Regions from separate parts of the Homo sapiens genome. Here region 2 is linked to region 1. The links are chromatin contacts, found by Hi-C or POLR2A ChIA-PET in ENCODE. All regions are on one chromosome and are shown on one strand. Each heading gives the region's core, a stretch centred on a gene start or an enhancer-like site at or near the end of the contact. The rest is flanking DNA. Distances are from core to core; before and after follow the strand shown.

Evidence for each region. Hi-C counts contacts between places; a loop is a spot of excess contacts on that map. ChIA-PET counts read pairs that join two places held with the same protein, here RNA polymerase II (POLR2A). Pooled maps may share reads with other maps.
Region 2: a loop to region 1 is called in a map with no recorded cell type, with 18 times the contacts of the local background. The contact joins the promoter of DBNDD1 here to the promoter of FANCA in region 1. A Hi-C loop is called at or near these places in 3 of 37 single-sample maps with no recorded cell type and 10 of 50 pooled maps. POLR2A ChIA-PET finds 5 or more read pairs at or near these places in 6 of 52 experiments (A549, HCT116, HEK293T and 3 more).

What each region holds. Positions count from the first base shown.
Region 1 is chr16:89,815,219-89,818,962 of GRCh38, forward strand. FANCA (FA complementation group A) reads right to left here and starts at 1,429. Exons shown (of 43, transcript NM_000135.4): 1 at 1,319-1,429; 2 at 659-768. The coding sequence starts at 1,397. RefSeq lists silencers at 933-982, 1,213-1,502 and enhancers at 1,363-1,657, 2,043-2,092.
Region 2 is chr16:90,017,730-90,021,501 of GRCh38, forward strand. DBNDD1 (dysbindin domain containing 1) reads right to left here and starts at 1,727. Exons shown (of 4, transcript NM_001042610.3): 1 at 1,582-1,727. The coding sequence starts at 1,612. It also overlaps a transcript of DRC4 not described here. RefSeq lists silencers at 1,846-1,985, 2,732-3,026.

The DNA of each region.
Region 1 (3,744 bases), core at 179-2,678:
TAGTGACGGGGTTTCACCATGTTGGTCAGGCTGGTCTCGAACTCCTAACCTCAAGTGATCTACCCACTTCGGCCTCCCAAAGGGCTAGGATTACAGGCGTGAGCCACCACGCCCGGCTTTTTTTTTTTTTTTTTTTTTTTTTTTTTTTGTGAGACAGTCTCACTCTGTAATCCAGACTGGATTGCAAGGGGCGTGATCTCGGCTCACTGCAATTTCTGCCTCCCGGGTCCAGGTTCAAGCAATTCTCCTGCCTCAGGCTCCCGAGTAGCTGGGATTAAAGGCGTGCGCCACCACACCCAGCTAATTTTTGTATTTTCAGTAGAGACCGGGTTTCACTATGTTGGCCAGGCTGGTCTCGAACTCCTGACCCTGAGTGATCCACCCGCCTTGGCCTCCCCAAAAGCTGGGATTACAGCCCTGAGCCACGGCGCCCGGCCTGTTTTTTTGTTGTTGTTGTTTTGTTTTTAATAAAAGAGGCGGGGTCTCACCCCGTTGCCCAGGTTGGTCCAGAACTCCCGGGCTCAGGCGACCCTCCCCTCTGCGGGCCAGGCCACCGCGCCCGCCGCCTCGGGTGTTTTCTTAGGAAAGCTGTGCGGTGGCTGGACTCAAAAACCCCGAACCTAAATCTGCCCGCAGACGGACACCAGCTTCCTCTTACCTCAAGCAAAAGGGCATTCAGGTCCTGATGGCTTCGCAGGAGGCGCACAGCTGATTCCTTTAATTTCTGTGCCCTTTCAGGATTATATTTTTCCCTCTTGACCCTTCCCGCTACGGAGAGAAGTCGGTTCGAAACCATCACAGCACAATTCACACACGGGGTCCCCGGCCCGACGCGCAGGTGGACGCCGCGGAGAAACCCACCAGCGACACCCTCCCGAAGAGGGGCCGGGGCTCCTCCCCAGGGCGCAGGTCTCGGGAAACTAACGGAGACGGCCCCACCGCGGACGCCGGGGAAGACGGCCCAGGAGGGCCCGAGGCAGGGGAGCCCGGGGACGGCTGGCGAGGGGCGGCCTCTGCGCTGAGGGGAGCCCCAGGCCGCGCACCCCAGGCCCGCCTGACAGGGCGGCCGGCGGGGGCGGCGTTCGGGAAAGAAGGGAGCGCCCCGCGGGCGGCGGCTGGGGGCGTCCGCCCAGGCGCAGGAGGGGCCGGGTCCGAGGCAGCCGCGCCGCCCCAGCCGGGCGCCCACCCCGCACAGCCCCCCGGGCGCGGCGTCCGGGGATCCGACCGGCGGAGGCTCTGGCGGGAAGGGATCGGGGAACCGGCGAAACCGTCCCGGGCCGGACGCCGCCCACTCCCGCGGCCTGCCGCGCCCACCTACCCAGCAGCTCGGCCCAGGCCCTCCGGCGGCCCCCTGGGTCCTGGCCCGAGGCGGAGTTCGGGACCCACGAGTCGGACATGGCCTTGGCGCCTACAGCCCCGGCGGCGGCTCCCTGCGCCCGAGCCCGCGCTGCCTTCCTATTGGCTGCGGCCAGGCGCGCACACCCGTTGGCTGGCGGCGGCCAGGCCACGCCCCTCAGGTCGAGGCCTTGCGTCGTGGCCATGTTGGTCCTGGGGGAGGCGCCTGCGCGCGGTGAGGTAGTTTTTGCGTTTGGCTTTGCCGCCGCGGTGTAGTCCGCGGGGGCGTCTCGCGCGGGCAGACTGCCGCCCCTCAAGCGTGGTTCCTGCCGGGAATGACTGGGGTTGGTCCTGAAGAGACCACCTGGCCAACCAAGCCGAGGCAGGCTCAGAGCGCCGCGGGGAGCGCAAAGCCGCGCGCGCCTCTGAGCTCCGGGCAGCCGCTGTTCCTCCCGGCGGCCGAACGGTCCGCGCGCAGGGCGGTGTTTCGGCAGCCGGAGACCGCGCGGTAGCCGCGCCTGTATTCCCAGCGCTTTGGGAGGCCGAGGCTGGAGGGTCGCTTGAGCCCAGGAATTCCAGACTAGCCTGGGCAACAGAGCGAGACCCCATCACTTTTGTTTCTTTTCTTTTTTTTTTTTTTCCTTTTTTTGAGACGGAGTCTCCCTCTGTCGCCCAGGCTGGAGTGCAGTGGCGCGATCTCGGCTCACTGCAACGTCTGCCTCCTGGGTTCAGGTGATTCTCCTGCCTCAGCCTCCCGAGTAGCTGGGATTGCAGGTGCGCGCCACCACGCCTGGATGATTTTTGTTATTTTTAGTAGAGACAGCGTTTCGCCATGTTGGCCCAGGCTAGTCTCGAACTCCGGACCTCAGGTGATCCGCCCGCCTCGGCCTCCCAAAGTGCTGGGATTACAGGCGTGAGCCACCGCACCCGGCTGAGACCCTATCTTTTAACCAGCCTGGGCGGCAGAGCGAGACTCTGTCTCAAAACAAAACCAAACATAAGAATTCGTAAAAGCGAGTGCCTAGGCGAAGCTAATGTGCCTCAAAGTCCTGGGTAAGTAGAGGCCCTGGAGACCCGTCCGCATCCTCTGGCAGTGGCCTTGGAACCACCGAAGGGATTCAGCCGAAGGGCCGCGTTCCCGGCAGGCGTCTTTATTGTGTTGATTACGTAGATGGCGTAGATGACGTAGATGACGTTCAGCACCACAAACGAAGAGCCGAGGCACAGAGTGGGGCCTTGGATTCATGAGATGGGGATGGAGCAGAAATGAGAATTCGGAGTCCATGAAACCCCCACAAAGACTCCTGCACGGCCCGACTCGGACACTTTGCAATCTGCTGGTTGAGGGGGATGGTGTGAACTCAGGGAACAGCCTGAGATCGCGCCGCTGCACTCCAGCCTGGGCAACAGAGCAAGACCCTGTTTCAAAAACAAAAAATAACACTAAGCAATTAACAGGACTAGACTCAGAGGTGATCGAGAAATTGAAACAGGCTGGAAATTTAAATTAACTGTGATTAATATGTGGAGGTCTCTTGTACGAAAGGTGAACAATATGCATGAGGAGGAAACTCATCAAATTATAAGAAAGGAAGAACGCTGATAACAGGTAATTTTTCTGATGGGGCAGCAGTAGGATCAACACAGCTGAGAAAAATAGGAATTACCCACGTTGGAAAATAAAGAAGAAAAAAAGTTTTTTTTTAAAAAAAGCATCCAAGAACTGTGGGAAAATATCAAATGATATCATATGCATGTAATAGGACTCCCAAAAGAAGAAGAAAGAACAAATCATAAAAAATGTTTGAAGAGAAAATTACCAATAATTTTCCCAAAATAATGAAAGACCTGAGCTCAGAGCACACACAAAACTTGATAAATATGAGCCCCTGCCTGACACATGCAGTGTATTCAAACTGTGGAAATCAGAGAGAAAACCATGAAGATGGCCGGAGGAAAAAGATACGTTAAATACAGTAACAAAGGTAAGAATTCCAGCCTGGGCAATATGGCAAGACCTCGTCTCTACAAAAAATACAAAATTTTTTTTTTGTATTTTTTGTATTGCCCAGTGTGGTGACACGAGCCTGTAGTCCTGTGGGCGGAGAATTACCCAGGTGCCGAGGCAAGAGACCGAAGGCACAAACTATTTCAGTATAATAAAATCGTTACAATAAGAACAGTCATAATACAAATTATGGAGATGATCATGGACAATTATCAATTATTATAAACATTAATCATTAGCTTTTAATATTACTGTTTGTTGCATTACTAATATAACCTAGGAATAACCGGTGGGTATAGGGTCAGGTGCTGAAAGGACATTGTGAGAAGTGAGTGGAAGGCAAGAGGTGAACCTTCTGTCATGCCCGCATAAGGGCCGCTTGAGGGCTCCTTGGTCAAGCG
Region 2 (3,772 bases), core at 477-2,976, 200 kb after region 1:
CATGAGGTTCCACAAAGTAGGCATCACTGGCCACTTTGCAGACAAGGAAACAGGAGTTGGTGTCAAGAGCGTGAGCCCTCAGAGGACAGGGCCCTGTCTTCCCACTAACTCCCCACCCCAGGCAGGGTACTGCACAGAGCTGCGACCTGTAGGTAAATACCTGTGCACTGATTGAGTCAGGTGTCTGAAGCCCCCAGCCAGTGACTGATGGGCTCAGAAACTGAACCTGCTTTCTCTGCCTTTTAAGCTGCTGGGAAGTCCTCCTTTTTTCCCAAAGGAGGAGGGAAAACATATTAACCTCCACTCCCAAATGCCTTGGGCTCCCACAGCCCTGCAGGGGAAGCAGAACTGTCTCCACTGACAGAAATGGAAATTGAGGCTCACAGGGGCCTGACTGCCCACAGTTCACAGCTGGAAACAGCTCGGAGACCCCCAAGCCCTCACTCCCAACCTCCAGGCTTCCTATGTCCACAAAGCTGCTACTGGGAATACCCAGGAGCCTGGGACTATCAGTGTTAAGAAAGAGCTCTGGTCCCTCCCACAAATGACAAATCAAAACCCAAACCCACCAGCCCTGGGGCATTTGTCCCTATACCTTGGACTGCAGATACACAGGGTGGGTGGACCTGCTCCTCCCGGGGACAGCCCTTCGGGCTCCAGAGGATGCCACTGTGTGCGGCTGGGGGACTGAGAGGTTCCCATGTAGTTCCAGAGCGGCAGGCTGGCCTGCCTGTGCCCTCAGGCACCTGCTGGCTCCCTGGAATGGGAGCTCTAGGAAACCAGGAGGTGGTGGGCTTGGCTGGGCAGGTGGAGGAGTCTGCAGTTTGCATCCAAGTTCCTACCTAGGCAAATGGAACCCCGAAAGCCCTTTTGGAAAAGTCTCTGATCGGGAAGGGGGGAGGTTCTGAGAGCTTTCTTCCCGTTACCGACTCCAAGGTCCTGCAGTAGGGCCTCCACCATCAGGGCAGGGAGCGCTCCACGCGCACCTACCCTCCCCGATGAGCGTGCGCCTGGGCCACTCCCGGACCAGCCACCCTTGCAGCTCTGGAGTCCCCGGCAGGCCGCGCCCGTGCATGCCCCACATCCCCAAGACCCATCTCAGCCCCTCGCCCCTGGCAGGATCCCTGCCCGCGAGTCTACGGCCCTCGCCCCCCGGGACTCGCGGCTGGGCGAACAAAGCGGACGCGCTTGCAAGCGGCCAGCGTCGCCCTCACGCCCCACCGACAGGGACCCCAAACTCCAGCCCCGGAACCCCCCTCCCCCGCTCCCCGGGTCACCGGCTGGCTTGGCTGGGAGGGGGCTCAGGACGAAACTCCGGGCCACCCACCAAGGAGCGTGCCGGGCACGGCTTCCCGGGCCGGGAGCGCAGAGAACAAGGGGGCGGAGACTCGGTCCGTGTGCCCCCAGCCCCGCGCGGGGACCGCGCCCGGGAGGTGCCCCTGGCCCGCCGGACGACCCCGAGCTGCCAAAGGGGTCTTCGCGACTCCCGGGAGCGGCGAAGGGTGAGCCCTGGGGGGAGGGGCTGCGGCTCGCTGCGGGGAAGCGCTGCGCGGGGGTCTCGGGGGCTGGGGCTGAACTCACCTCCGGTGCCGGCGCCCTCCGGGGGCTCCATGCGGCCGGTGCGGTCTGGGAGGGGCACGGGCGACGGCGGCGTCGCCTGGCCCGGGCGCCCCAACAGCTGCGGCAGCGACTCGGCCCCGGCTCCGGGCGCAGCGCATCGGGGCAGCAACCGGGGGGCCGCGGCGGCAGGGAGGAGCCCGCGGGGCGGGGCGGGGCGCGCAGCTGCTCCCGGGCCCCGGCCCCCTCCCGGCGCCCCCCCAGCCGCAGGACAGGTGCGGCCCCGCCCCGGCCCGCGCGCGCCCCCTGCTGGCCCCTGGCCCAGCGGACCCCTCCCCCGCCGACCCTTCCCTCGCGGGCCGCGCCCCGCCGCGGACACCACCGGGACCTGGCTGCGCCCTCCCGACCCCGGCCGGGCGTCCGGGGCTCCTGCGCACTCACTTGGCGGCCGCGCCCGCTGGCGTCCTCTTGTTCTCTTCCAGGTACTTGCGTGTGGGGCGCCGACTGTGTGCGGGCGCCCCTCGGGGCTGGCGAGGGGCACAGGAGGGGCCTGACTCGCGCTGGGTAATGACAGACTCACAGAGCGCCCTGGATGGCGCGAATTAACGCGGGGGGCGGGTGGGGGCGAGGGCGTGTGCTTGGGAGGCTGGAAGGGGCGGGATGGGGGATGGGAGGTAAGGAGAGGGCGGCGGGCCCGGGCTGCAGAGAGCGCCAAGGCAGTTTCGATGAAACTGACCCCCATGTCCCTATCGCCCAGATTCAGCGATTGCCAGCTCCTGGCCTGGGCCACTGCTTCTCTGTCCTCATTCACTTCCCTCCACTGCTGGGTCATTTTGAAGCAAATTATATACACATTAGATCATTGCATTTGTAAGTACTTCAATATTTATCTCTCAAAGAAAGTCCGTTTGCAGGAGCATTGACTCATGCCTGTAATCCCAGCCCTTTGGGAGGCTGAGGTGGGAGCACAGCTTGAGCTCAGGAGTCCAAGGCTGCCGTGAGCTATGATTGTATGTCTCAAAAAAAAAAAAGAAAAGAAAAGAAAAGAAAAAGTCTAGTCTTCATAAACACTCTTGTTAACCCAGCATCCAGGCCTTCACTGAGTTGATGCCGTGGCCTGAGGCGGTTTACCTGGTGGATAGTGGGTGGCAGGAAGCATCAGACATCAGACAGAGGGCAGTCGGTTTGTTTGTATTAACATTTGCTCTGGGATTTTGCAGGAAACTCAGATGCCATTTATCTGGGTTTCTGAGCTGCACAGCTTGACACTGAATGAAAGTATCTTAAGCCACATATGTGAAGAAAAGGCTCTTTTCTAAAAATCTGAACTCGAATTCAATATGAAAAGAACAGGTCGCAGTGGGCCCTGTCGGGATCCCAGGGAGCCGCAATTCAGGGCTCCCTGAATGATTCATCTCTGCAGCCCACACCGACAGACCAGGATTGCTCTTAGCTTGTGAAAAATGAGTACCCTGTCTAGGCTATCCTGAGCTAACCCTCCTATTCTTGCCCTTTTTGCTGAAAGGAATTATTGTTAATACAGCTATTTAATTCAGGACACTCATCCAGACTTCTGAAGCAAAAAGCCAATCAGCATGAAGCTGCTAGCATATTGGTTTTGTGAAGTAAGTGTTAAATTATAATAATTACCCCCACTGTGCTCTCCAGCGTCACTGTCTGACCACCCTGTCCCAGGGGGAGGAGGCCCCTCTCAGGCCAAGGGAGTCTGGCACAGTGATGCTGGCTCCTGGTTGCCCAGGCACAGTGACCAGCCAGACTTCACAGAGGCCTCAGGGCTTACTATAAATAAATCACTGCTTTGTGCAAGCTGAGCCAATGCAGTTCTTCCAACTGGCTGCTCCTCTCCAAGAACAATCAGGACTTAGGTGGGCAAACAGGAAGTCTCTCATCACAGTGGTTCTCAGATTCCCACCACTGTGTGGGTGCCTGAGGCCTGAGCAAACCCAGCTCATGTGGCAACTTCCTCCCCCAGCTGGACAGGAAGACCTAGGTCCACCAGGCCTTCTTTCATTTCTCACACTTTGCCCCCAGCACAACTTTCTACGAGCATGGATTCTGTACTCTTCATCCCCAGACACATGGGAGAACAAGATCTGCTACAAGACCTTTTCTTTTTTTTTTTGAGACAGGGTCTCAGGTCTCATTCTGTTACCTAGGCTGGAGTGAAGTGGTGTGATCTTGGCTCACTGCAACC